Linked DNA regions of Homo sapiens: all the other regions are linked to region 3. A link is a contact called in ENCODE Hi-C or POLR2A ChIA-PET data. All regions are on one chromosome and are shown on one strand. Each heading gives the region's core, a stretch centred on a gene start or an enhancer-like site at or near the end of the contact. The rest is flanking DNA. Distances are from core to core; before and after follow the strand shown.

The links. A loop is a pair of places that touch in the nucleus more often than their neighbours do. ChIA-PET counts read pairs that join two places held with the same protein, here RNA polymerase II (POLR2A). Pooled maps may share reads with other maps.
Region 1: a pooled map shows a loop between it and region 3 (2.2-fold over the local background). The contact joins the promoter of DLST here to the enhancer-like site in region 3. A Hi-C loop is called at or near these places in 1 of 50 pooled maps. POLR2A ChIA-PET finds 5 or more read pairs at or near these places in 3 of 52 experiments (AG04450, BJ and WTC11).
Region 2: a pooled map shows a loop between it and region 3 (2.0-fold over the local background). The contact joins two enhancer-like sites. A Hi-C loop is called at or near these places in 5 of 168 maps with a recorded cell type or tissue (K562, gastrocnemius medialis, mucosa of descending colon and 2 more) and 2 of 50 pooled maps. POLR2A ChIA-PET finds 5 or more read pairs at or near these places in 4 of 52 experiments (CD8-positive, alpha-beta T cell, activated B cell, activated CD4-positive, alpha-beta T cell and 1 more).

The regions. Positions count from the first base shown.
Region 1 is chr14:74,879,422-74,883,255 of GRCh38, reverse strand. DLST (dihydrolipoamide S-succinyltransferase) reads right to left here and starts at 1,340. Exons shown (of 15, transcript NM_001933.5): 1 at 1,240-1,340; 2 at 632-665. The coding sequence starts at 1,302. RefSeq lists silencers at 996-1,325, 1,182-1,408.
Region 2 is chr14:75,485,787-75,489,352 of GRCh38, reverse strand. No RefSeq gene overlaps it. Among named protein-coding and RNA genes, the nearest start is that of BATF, 35 kb to the left of the region's middle. Within about 2 kb of position 1,877, at least 4 of the 41 ENCODE cell types and tissues checked have a DNase peak (open chromatin) inside an H3K27ac peak, as active enhancers do.
Region 3 is chr14:75,157,479-75,161,212 of GRCh38, reverse strand. All of the region lies in intron 1 of TMED10 (transmembrane p24 trafficking protein 10), which reads left to right. Among named protein-coding and RNA genes, the nearest start is that of TMED10, 17 kb to the left of the region's middle. Within about 2 kb of position 1,817, at least 3 of the 41 ENCODE cell types and tissues checked have a DNase peak (open chromatin) inside an H3K27ac peak, as active enhancers do.

The DNA of each region.
Region 1 (3,834 bases), core at 91-2,590, 280 kb after region 3:
TGGCGCGAACTCGGCTCACTGCAAGCTCCGCCTCCCGGCTTCACGCCATTCTCGTGCCTCAGCCTCCCGAGGAGCTGGGACTACAGGCGCCTGCCACCACGCCCGGCTAATTTTTTGTATTTTTTAGTAGAGATGGGGTTTCACCGTGTTAACCAGGATGGTCTCGATCTCCTGACCTCGTGATCCGCCCGCCTCAGCCTCCCAGAGTGCTGGGATTACAGGCGTCAGCCACCGCGCCCGGCCATGGCCATAACTTTTAAGTCACCTCCTCAAAAAGGGCTCTTCTGTCCACCCTCGTTTCCTTCTCAGCAGTTACAAAAATTTGCCTTTGTTGGCTTGTTTAGCAACTGACACTATCCAACTAGCCTAGGAGCTCCACGAGGGCAAGAACTGTACACTTCTGTATCCACTCCTGTATCCCTAGCGTCTAGCACAGTGCCTAACACAGTAGAAACTCAACTACGAGCTAAATGAATAAGCGATAGCTCGTGATTATGTAGCATTGCGTCTCACTACTCTCTGAACCAAACTGTCTTTAAATATTATGAGAAACACAGGCACCCCCGAGTTCCTCACATACTGCTCTGCCCAGGAGGAGAGCATTTTAGGTGACGGTAAGGGCAGAACTTACCAGGCAGGGAACGTCTCCCTAGAGGGCAGTTCCCCTGTTGAGAAAGAAGACATTATCGACGTCACCCAAGATGAAAAAAAAACCCAGCTTTTTCTTTTAAGTACACGCTCAAAGCTGTCCCAGTGGTGGTGACAGGTGAATCTCGTAACTCCGAAGGTAAATGCAACACACCGTGCTGGCAGACCCAATCAACACGCTGGGCCTGCCAAACTATCTCAACTTCCCAACGGGACTCATTAATACCCACTGATTTTAACAGAGCAAGACGAGACGGGCGCCGAATCCCGCCGGAGGACTCCGCCGCGCCTCCTCCCTAACTCTGAGTCAAGTATCTGGACGGGCGCGGCTCCCCAGCTCCCGCGCGGAGGGTGGGGTACAGCAGGAAACGTTCCCCGCAGGCTGCCTGGAGAAGGCAGGGGGCCGCTGGGCTCCGCAAAACGGTCCCGAGGGCAACCACGGCCCCGGGCCGCCCAGCCCGCGCGGCCTCCGCGTCCCAGTGCCCTTGGTGCCCGGCCCGGCCGGCGCGCCGCGCCCCTGCCTTCCAGGCCGCCTCTCTGCCCGCCAACAGACTCCTCACCCGTCGGGGCCCCGGCTCGGCCAGACCGTACCTTCTGGAAGGCGGAGAGCGAGCGGCTGAACGCCCGAGACACACAGCGGGATCGGGACAGCATCACGGCGGAGGAGCCGAGGGCGGGCGGACACCGGATATAGGGCCGGACAACAACCGGAAGTGGGGCGGGCCGCAGTACCCGCCGCCCGACGAGGGGTGTTCGGAGCGAACCACTGGCAGGGGGTGGGCGCACGGCGGCGCCCAGTATCCCGGCTGCAGCGCAGGAGTCCCGCTCTCTGGAGCAGGCAACCCTAAGGCGCTCTTGGGGCCCTCCGCACTGCCTGTCAGCCTGAGGTGGTTCTCCTGAAGGTGTATACGACTGTCCCGCCACCACATTGCCCCCGGGGTCAGGCCTTCCCCTACCCTTCCACAGAACTGGCTCTGAGCTTGGCGCCCTTCTCTCTTGGGACCCGAGGGCACCGCGCCGTTCCGCCTCTGTACCTTGGGAAGAGAGCAAAAGAGGGGCACGGACATTGAACTGAAACCTTGGCAGACATGCATGCCTGATCTTACACTTGTGTGGCCTGGGGCAGATGACATTGCCCCCCACCCCCAGTCTCAGGTCCCTTAACTATTAAAAAAAAAAAAAAAGGCACTTGTTACTTCCCTGTCTTCCTAACCCCGAGTCAAAGAAACAGAATCCCAGGAATTTCTAAATCCCATTGCCTTTTTACGAGTCGGATATCTTCACCAACTATAGCCTTATTTCTCAACAGCTTCTGATCTCCCCCCAACGCAAATTCCAGCCAAACTAATTGTTCCCCATACATCTTGTGCATTTTGGAAGTTGTTCGTTTGTCACCCTATCCCTAGAATATAAACTCCCAGCTGTTTTTTTAAGAAACAAGGTCATAGTTCACTGGAGCCTCGACACTCTGGGCTCAAGCGATCCCTCTGCCTCAGCCTCTGGAGTAGCTGGGACTACAGGTGCCACCATGCCAGGCTGACCTCCCCACTTTGAGTGTGCCATTCTTCCCGCTGACTTGAAGTGAAAGCATATAGCATCCCCTTCCCCTCCTTAAGTATTCAGGCCCCTTGAGTATTCACCTTTAAGGCTCACCTTCCTAATGAAAAAGATGTGCTTTAAACCTCTGGCTGAATTAGTAACACATAAATGTATGAATGAATGAATGAACCACTTGGTGCCGTTCATGATGATTTCTTTATCTGAGGCATTTTGCCTGGCCCTCAGGACCTTTATTTTTTATTTTTCTAATTAATTTATGTTTTAATATAAATTGAGACGGGGTCTCACTATGTTGCCCAGGCTGGCCTCAAATTCCATCAGGACCTTTACAGTGCCTTCACTCACCTGAACCCTGAAAGCACTGCCACTGAAATTCTGGAAGGATGGGCCAAAGTCCTAACTAGAAATAGAGAAAACAGCTCTGCCCTGCTGCTACCCACAATTAACTCCTCAGTAGCTTTCACCTGAATTATTTGAAAAGCTCCCTAAGCAGTTCTAAGCCTCCGCTCTCGCTTTCTCTAGCCCATCATCCTTTATATCTGTGTCAAAGATCCTTCTGAGCCTGGTGTGGTAGCTCACGCCTGTAATCCCATCACTTTGGGAGGATGAGGTGGGTGGATCACTTGAGATCAGGAGTTCAAGACCAGCCTGGCCAACATGGTGAAACCCCATCTCTACTAAAAATACAGAAATTAGCTGGGTGTGGTAGTGAATGCCTGTAATCCCAGCTACTCGGGAGGCTGAGGCAAGAGAATTGCTTGAACCCAGGAGATGGAGGTTGCAGTGAGCCAAGATTGCACCACTGCACTCCAGCCTGAGCAACAGAGTGAGACTTCGTCTCAAAAAAAAAAAAAAAAAGAAAGTAAAGAAAAAAAAGAAATCCTTCTGAAATGCAAACCTAATCCTGTCACTCCTCTGATTAAAGTCTTTCATTGCTTCTCCTGGTCGGATAAAGCAAGGGAGATAAAGTTTATCTCCCTTGTAGGATAAAGTACAAACTCCTCAACTTGGCCAGGCACCTGATAATCAGGCCTCTGATTATGTTCTGATTCTCTCCCCACATTCTCACAGATTGTGAGCTTTAGTCAAACCACACTACTGGCCATAGCCTTGCTGAGCTATTTGCATGGGCTGTTTCCTCCTCCTATTTGCCTAGGAACTCCTAGTCATCCTTTAAATCTCCTTCTTAATCCCTTCCTAACCCCTCTGGCAGAGTTAACAGATACATTTTCTATGCTTCCAAAGCACTGTGTCTGGGTTTCTACATTGCATTTTATTGTAATGTCCTGTTTACCTGTCTGTCTCCCATGCTGCATAGAGCAGCAGGTGGAAAGAGACCACTCTCTATTTTCCTGAATTTTCCAAACACAACACCTGGGACATCAGAGTTCCTGGGACTCTGTAGGTACTCAATAAATATTTGTGGAATGACTAAATACTTCCATGTTTACAACATTGGTGGACACAGCTGAAGAATCCAAGAACGGTAGTCAGGGGCTATGGCAATTTCTTGCCAGTGTTGCTGTTAATATTTTTCTTAGATAGCTACCCAGTCCTTTCACGGTCTTTTTTTTTTTTTTTTTTTTTTTTTTTTTTTGAGATAGAGTCTTGCTCAGCTGCCCAGGC
Region 2 (3,566 bases), core at 628-3,127, 330 kb before region 3:
CCGCCTCCCGGGTTCTCGCCATTCTCCTGCCTCAGCCTCCCGGGTAGCTGGGACTATAGGCGCCCGCCACCAAGCCCGGCTAATTTTTGGTATTTTTAGTAGAGACGGGGTTTCACCGTGTTAGTCAGGATGGTCTCCATCTCCTGACCTTGTGATACGCCCGCCTCGGCCTCCCAAAGTGCTGGGATTACAGGCGTGAGCCACCGCGCCCGGCCCTTTTCTTTTTTTTTTAAGTTTAAAAGGATTCTCTATCTCAGAAAAATGAAACAAAACGAAAACAGTTCTAAGAAATTGGGCCTCAGAGGGCAAACCTAAAGAAGAAACTGCTCCACAAGAAAGGGGCTGGACTTGGACTTGCCGAGCTTCCAAATGACCAGCAGAGGGCAGCAAAGACGCTGCCCAGAGAAGGCTGACGCCCCAGGATCTTCCTAGAATCATCCTCGAAGGAAGGGCTTTGTCCGTCACTCGGAGCATCCCCTAGACTTGGAGTCTCAGCTATTTAAAAAAGAATGGGCTTTGGGCTTGTTCTTCAGCTCATGTAGCTAATGCACAGGAACTTTGGAAAATTTGGGAGGTCTGGAAATATGTGAGTCAAATAATTATAATCCTGCCATCCAGAGAGAACTGCTGTTAATATTTTAATGAATATCCTTCTGGACAGATGTAGAAATGGATGGAAATTTAGATTATACATATACATATACATATACATATACATATACATATACATATACATATACATATACATATACATATACTTTTTTTGATTTCCTGAAACTGACATCAGTCAGTATATACGAATTGGTGGTCTGCCAGCAGGCTGGACGCAGTAGCTCACGCCTGTAATCCCAGCACTTTGGAAGGCCGAGGTGGGCAGATCATGAGGTCAGGAGTTTGAGAGCAGCCTGGCCAACATAGTGAAACCCTGTCTCTACTAAAGATACAAAAAATTAGCCGGGCATGGTGGTGCACGCCTGTAATCCCAGCTACTCAGGAGGCTGAGGCAGGAGAATCGCTTGAACCTGGGAGGTGGAGGTTGCAGTGAGCCAAGATCGCGCCATTGCACTCCAGCCTGGGTGACAGAGCAAGACTGTCTCAAAACAACAACAACAACAACAACAAAAACCCAACAGCAAAAAAAAGTATAGCCATATATATCTGCATGCATATATGGCTATATTTTTTGCCCTAGTGTCTCTCACTTGGGCAAGTCCCAAGTGAGACTTGGAGGACCAGCCTCTACTGCACCCAGCACAGGGGTGAGGAGCCGGCACAGCGAAGGGTGGGCGGGCAAGACCAGTGTCCTCTGGTGCCAGTGGTCATTCTGCTGATATATATCTGCATGCATATATGGCTATATTTTTTGCCCTAGTGTCTCTCACTTGGGCAAGTCCCAAGTGAGACTTGGAGGACCAGCCTCTACTGCACCCAGCACAGGGGTGAGGAGCCGGCACAGCGAAGGGTGGGCGGGCAAGACCAGTGTCCTCTGGTGCCAGTGGTCATTCTGCTGGTATATATCTGCATGCATATATGGCTATATTTTTTGCCCTAGTGTCTCTCACTTGGGCAAGTCCCAAGTGAGACTTGGAGGACCAGCCTCTACTGCACCCAGCACAGGGGTGAGGAGCCGGCACAGCGAAGGGTGGGCGGGCAAGACCAGTGTCCTCTGGTGCCAGTGGTCATTCTGCTGGCTCTCTTCATAGCCTGGGGCTAAGCTTTCTGCAGTCTTAGGGAGAGGAAGTCGTGGAGCTTTCTAGCTCAAAAATATTCTGCTGCATGAGCAGGTGCTCTGAGTTCGTTGAATTTCATCAAAATGAGTCATATCAAAGGTGTGAAAGAGTGGCAGGGTTTAAGGAGTTACCACATCCTGGTTCCACATGGTACATCATCCTTTAACTCCAGACAGAGGCACTACTCATTGGGAATTCAGGCTGCAGCAATGGGCATGGTGTTTTCTCTCCAAATGCAAAGACTTCGAACATTTCTTTGTCTTTGGATGTGGCCACCTATTCCCAGAGAAAAACATCAGCGTTCTTACTCTGCAACCCCTTTGCTCGTTGTTAAATGAGCTTCAAACCTAAAAAAAAAAAACAACCCACTGAAAGTGCAGCGATGCCTGAATTGAGTTTTAAATGAGACACAGGTGTTGACTAGGTGAAGCGATGGGGACATCCCACTACCCAGAATTATAAGCAACTCTTGTTTCTCCACACAAATAGATGGGCCACCGCTGATTTCCTAAGGGAATTCTTTGTCCTTGCTTTGGAGTGAGATAAATCCGGCTTTGAATATCAACTCCACTACATCCTTATTTTGTCCTTGGGCAAGTCACATAACCCTGGGCATTCCAAGGTAGAGCCAAGATTAAAATGTTGGAAGCGTTTAGAAGGAAGTAAGAGCTGTTCAGTCTGGCTGGAGCAGAGAATGAGAGGGGCCAGAGCAAGACGGGGCAGGGACGCCGCACTAGGGAAGCCCACCAGAAGCTGCCGCCGGATCTTAAGCAAGGGTTAAATCCTATGATGACAGATGATGTTTTTCCAGTCTCTCAAGAGTTATAGCAAAAACCAACAACATGCATTGAAGGTTGTATGTATTTTACACATATGAAACTACACATATAGTCCATTGGCAGCATTGTGTCCTATTCGGGTGACCATTATTGGCTCCCATAGGCAGTTTGGCAGGCTTCCTACCCAACCCCACTCTGCATCCCAGTTGCACACATGAGATAATTCCAGTGAGGGTTGTCCCCACCCTCTTAAATGTGTTGTGGTCACATTCACAGCTCAGATGGTCTTTCTTTCTTTCTTTCTTTCTTTCTTTTCTTTTCTTTTTCTTTCTTTCCTTCCTTCCTTCCTACCTTCCTTTCTTTTTTCTTTCTTTTTTCTTTCTTTCTCTCCTTCCTATCTTTCTTTCTTCCTTCTTTCCTCTTTGTTTCTTTCTTCCTTTCCTCCTTTCTCTCTCTTTCTTTTTCTTCCTTCATTCCTTCCTTCCTTCCTTCTTTCTTTCTTCCTTTCCTCCTTTCTCTTTCTCTCTCTTTCTCTCTCTCTCTTTCTTTCTTTCTTTCTTTCTTTCTTTCTTTCTTTCTTTCTTTCTTTCTTTCTTTCTTTCTTTCTTTCTTTCTTTCTTTTTCTTTCCTCTAGATAGAGTTTCACTCTTGTTGCCCAGGCTGGAATGCAATGGTGCAATCTCAGTTCACTGCAACCCCTGCCTCCTGGGTTCAAGTGATTCTCCTGCCTCAGCCTCCTAAGTAGCTGAGATAACAGGTGCGTGCCACCACGCCTGGCTAATTTTGTATTTTTTGTAGAGACAGGGTTTCACCATGTTGGCCAGGCTAGTATCGAACTCCTGACCTCAGGTGATCCACCTGCCTCGGCCTCCCAAAGTGCTGGGATTACAGGTGTGAGCCGCCGCGCCTGGCCTCAGATGGTGTTTCTTAACCTCTGTCTGTCAATCATGCTTAAGCCTAGCCAAGTTGGGGTGAGTGGTAGGAAAGGAAAGAGGTCTTTTTAGCAGAGAGGGACATCTGGGTGCTCAGCAGAGAGGTAATATTCAGAGGTGAGGTC
Region 3 (3,734 bases), core at 568-3,067:
TCCAGCCACTGCCTAGCACGGTCCAAGAAAATCCAATTTTAAATGAGTTTATCTTCCCAGTTACCTGTTTTCGCACTTCTCACAGGCTCAGTGTGAGTATTCACATATTCTTGACATCACCTACTCTGCATATAAAATTAACACTTTTTTTTCCTTCTCTTTTTTTCTTGAGATGGAGTCTAGCTTTGTCGCCTAGGCTGGAGTGCAGTGGCACAATCTCGGGTCACTGCAACCTCTGCCTCCCAGGTTCAAGTGATTCTCCTGCCTCAGCCTCCTGAGCAGCTGGGATTACACGCGCCTGCCACCATGCCCGGCTAATTTTTTATTTTTAGCAGAGACAGGGTTTTGCCATGTTGGTCAGGCTGGTCTCAAACTCCTGACCTCAAATGACGTGCCACCTTAGCCTCCCAAAGTGCTGGGATTACAGGCATGAGCCACCGTGCCCATCCCCCCTACTTTTTAAGTTGTGAACTTTGTTTTGCTTTTCTTCAGAAGGTGATATCTAGAAACAAATCTTTATTACTTCCTATTCCTTGATGTCATATGGGCAAATTTTATAGCTTGGTATTACCTTTGTTTAATTAAAGAACTTTATTATCACTATTATAAGTATTTATTGTTAAAAGGAAAGAAAAGAATCCTTTTAAGGTCTTGCTATTATAGTAGGTAAAAGTAGCAGTTATTGATTCACCAAGGTGGTTCTCTAGGACAATTTAAGAAGAAAAAAAAAACCTCTCACTTCTTGAGAAACCAGATGACCTTTTAAGGTGATCTGTAATTAGAACATTTTAATGAAAGGAAATTAAGCTATCATTTTATTTTTTTAGCCTATTAGACTTTGCTGGCTCTGGTTAGTCATTGAGTTTGGCCCAGTTTCCTATTCCCTAATTTTAGCTACCTGGTTTATGTAATGATATTGGGGTTGGGAGATGTGATTTTTGTTTTGTTTTGTTTTTCTTTAAGACTAATGACTTGGCTCCTAAATAACTACAAAGTTATATGAACTAGATAGGAAACCTACTGATTTTCAGAAAAATCGTGAGATGTTTTAGAATGCCCAAACAGGCCATATGAGTGAGCCCCACCTGAAAGTTCAGTTGTCAGGTTGCCTGCCTGGATTTCCAAATATCCAGATAAATTCCCTCATGTAGTTGTGTCATCTGAAGGTTATAGGGAGTGTAGACATGTGGAGGCCTTGGGCGAACTTCCAGCATCATCACACACTATTTCTGGGAGGTAAATTTCATGTTGATAAAAGGTGCAGGCTGCAGTGGCGGGCCCTTTGCCTTCAGCCTCTTGAAATGAATTTCAGTTTTTGCCTTAAAATGAGTCTTTAATAATCTTCGGATGTCATAGAGAGAAGAGACAATGCAAATGGTTCTTCTGTGATTGCAGTTCCTCAGTACAATGTGGTAGAGGACAATTTAAATAGTATTTACCCCTTTGGAGTACCAGCTGGAGATGTGATTTTCCTGAAGTCTTTCAGAAAAACATAGCAGATTTCTTAATTCATTTTGTAAGGTACTTTTAGCAATGACTTAAGAATTTTATGACGTGCATTTAAGCTCCTTTATGATGTAGAGAGACTCCTCTCCTTAAGTTAAAATAAAAAAAAGTTTTTGAAGGACACTGTTCATATCTTGGAGGAAAATTAAGAGATTATAATCTCTTCTTCCAGGAAATAAGGTGGTTGGGCAAATGTGTGCAAATCCTGCAAACACTGTTAAATTCAGTTGTTTGTCCTAGGCCAATGACTTAGTCTCTTTCCTTGCCTTAGCATGGAGATGATGAAATCTGTGATGACTCTTTTCAGTACTTTCACCTTGATGCTTATTCCAGGCTGTCCTCTACCAGTTTCACTTACATTTAGACATTTTCAGCAACCTGTAATTATTAGCCTTCTTCCTTCAGAATTAAGCCAATGCAATGAGCAAATCTGGAAAGTTATGTTACCCAAGTTCAATGTTGTCTGCAACTTTATTCTTAGGAGGAAAGTCCAAATCCAAATTAGGGTCTCTAGATTGGCTTGGAATGTGAAAAATCTGTTATTCCTGCTGTCTACCTTTTTGAACTTCTTCTTTGCTCTTAAATTTTGTCTTTATGCTTTATAAAGTGAGAATCTTGGGGAAGTGAGTATCTTTGTGGGTCAACTGATTCTGAAGAAAGGAAGAGAGGCATCACACTGATGACTACACATTACTTTGTGATTTGGTTAGTTCTCAGACCTTTTTGACTGATATGTGTGTATCCAGGGTTCTAAGGTATTTATTTATTTATTTATTTATTTTGAAACGGAATTTCACTCTTGTTGCCCAGGCTAGAGCGCAATGGTGCGATCGCGACTCACCACAACCTCCATCTCCCGGGTTCAAGTGATTCTCCTGCCTCAGCCTCCTCAGTAGCTGGGATTACAGGCATGCGCCACCATGCCTGGCTAATTTTGTATTTTTAGTAGAGATGGGGTTTCTCCATGTTAGTCAGGCTGGTCTCGAACTCCCGACCTCAGGTGATCTGCCCGCCTCGGCCTCCCAAAGTGCTGGGATTACAGGCATGAGCCACCACACCCGGCCCTCTGAAGTACTTTTTGGCTGGGCACGGTGGCTCATGCCTGTAATTTCAGCATTTGGGAGGCCAAGGTGGGAGGATCACTTGAGCTCAAGAGTTCGAGACCAGCCTGGGCAACATAGGGAGACCCTGTCTCTACAAAAAATAAGACAATTAGTCGGGTGTAGTGGTGCACACCTGTAGTCCCAGCTACGCGGAAGACTGAGGCAGAAGGATGGCTTGAGCCTACGAGGTTGAGGCTGCAGTAAGCTGTGATTGTGCAGCTGCACTCCAGCCTGGGCAACAGTGAGGCCCCCTCTCAAAAATAAATAAAAATAAAGTAGTCCTTTTTTATGCTGCTTCTTTCAGTTTATGATTCAGAAAAATTATCACACAAACAAGAGGCCTTTAAGAATCTTCAAGGCTAAATTTCCCTTGATTGTTTAGCTGATGCTAACTTCAAGGTCTTTACCTTGTGGCTGCCTGCTGATCTCTCTAAGGTGGAGAATGCAGACTGATCAGTGCTGTGTTAACACTTGAGAGGACTCTCAACTCTGATTTGCACTGATGCAAAGATTCTATTAGTCTTTCTTGGCCACTGTACATTCCTCTTTTTTCAGACATTCCTTTTGGGGGAAGGCAGCATGGGATGCAGAAAGAGAGTGGGTTTTGGACATTTCTCAAATCCACGTAACACTATTTATTTATTTTTACTTCTTTTTTTTTTTGAGATGGAGTTTTGCTCTTGTCACTCAGGGTGGAGTGCAGTGGTGCGATCTCAGCTCACTGCAGCCTCCGCCTCCCAGGTTCAAGCAATTCTCCTGCCTCGGCCTCCTGAGTAGCTGGGATTACAGGCACCTGCCACTACGCCCAACTAATTTTTGTATTTTTAGTAGAGACGGGGTTTCGCCACGTTGGCCAGGCTGGTCTGAAACACCTGACCTCAGGTGATCCACCCGCCTCGGCCTCCCAAAAGTGCTGGGATTACAGGTGTGGGCCACTGCACCTGGCTATTTATTGAGACATGTTCTCACTCTGTTGCCCAGGCTGGAGTGCAGTGGCACAATCACAGCTCACTGCAGCCTCGACCTCATGGGATCAAGCAGTCCTCCCATCTCAGCCTCCTGAGTAGCTGGGACCACAGGCGCATGTCAACCACACCCAGCTAATTTTATTTTTTGTAGAGACGG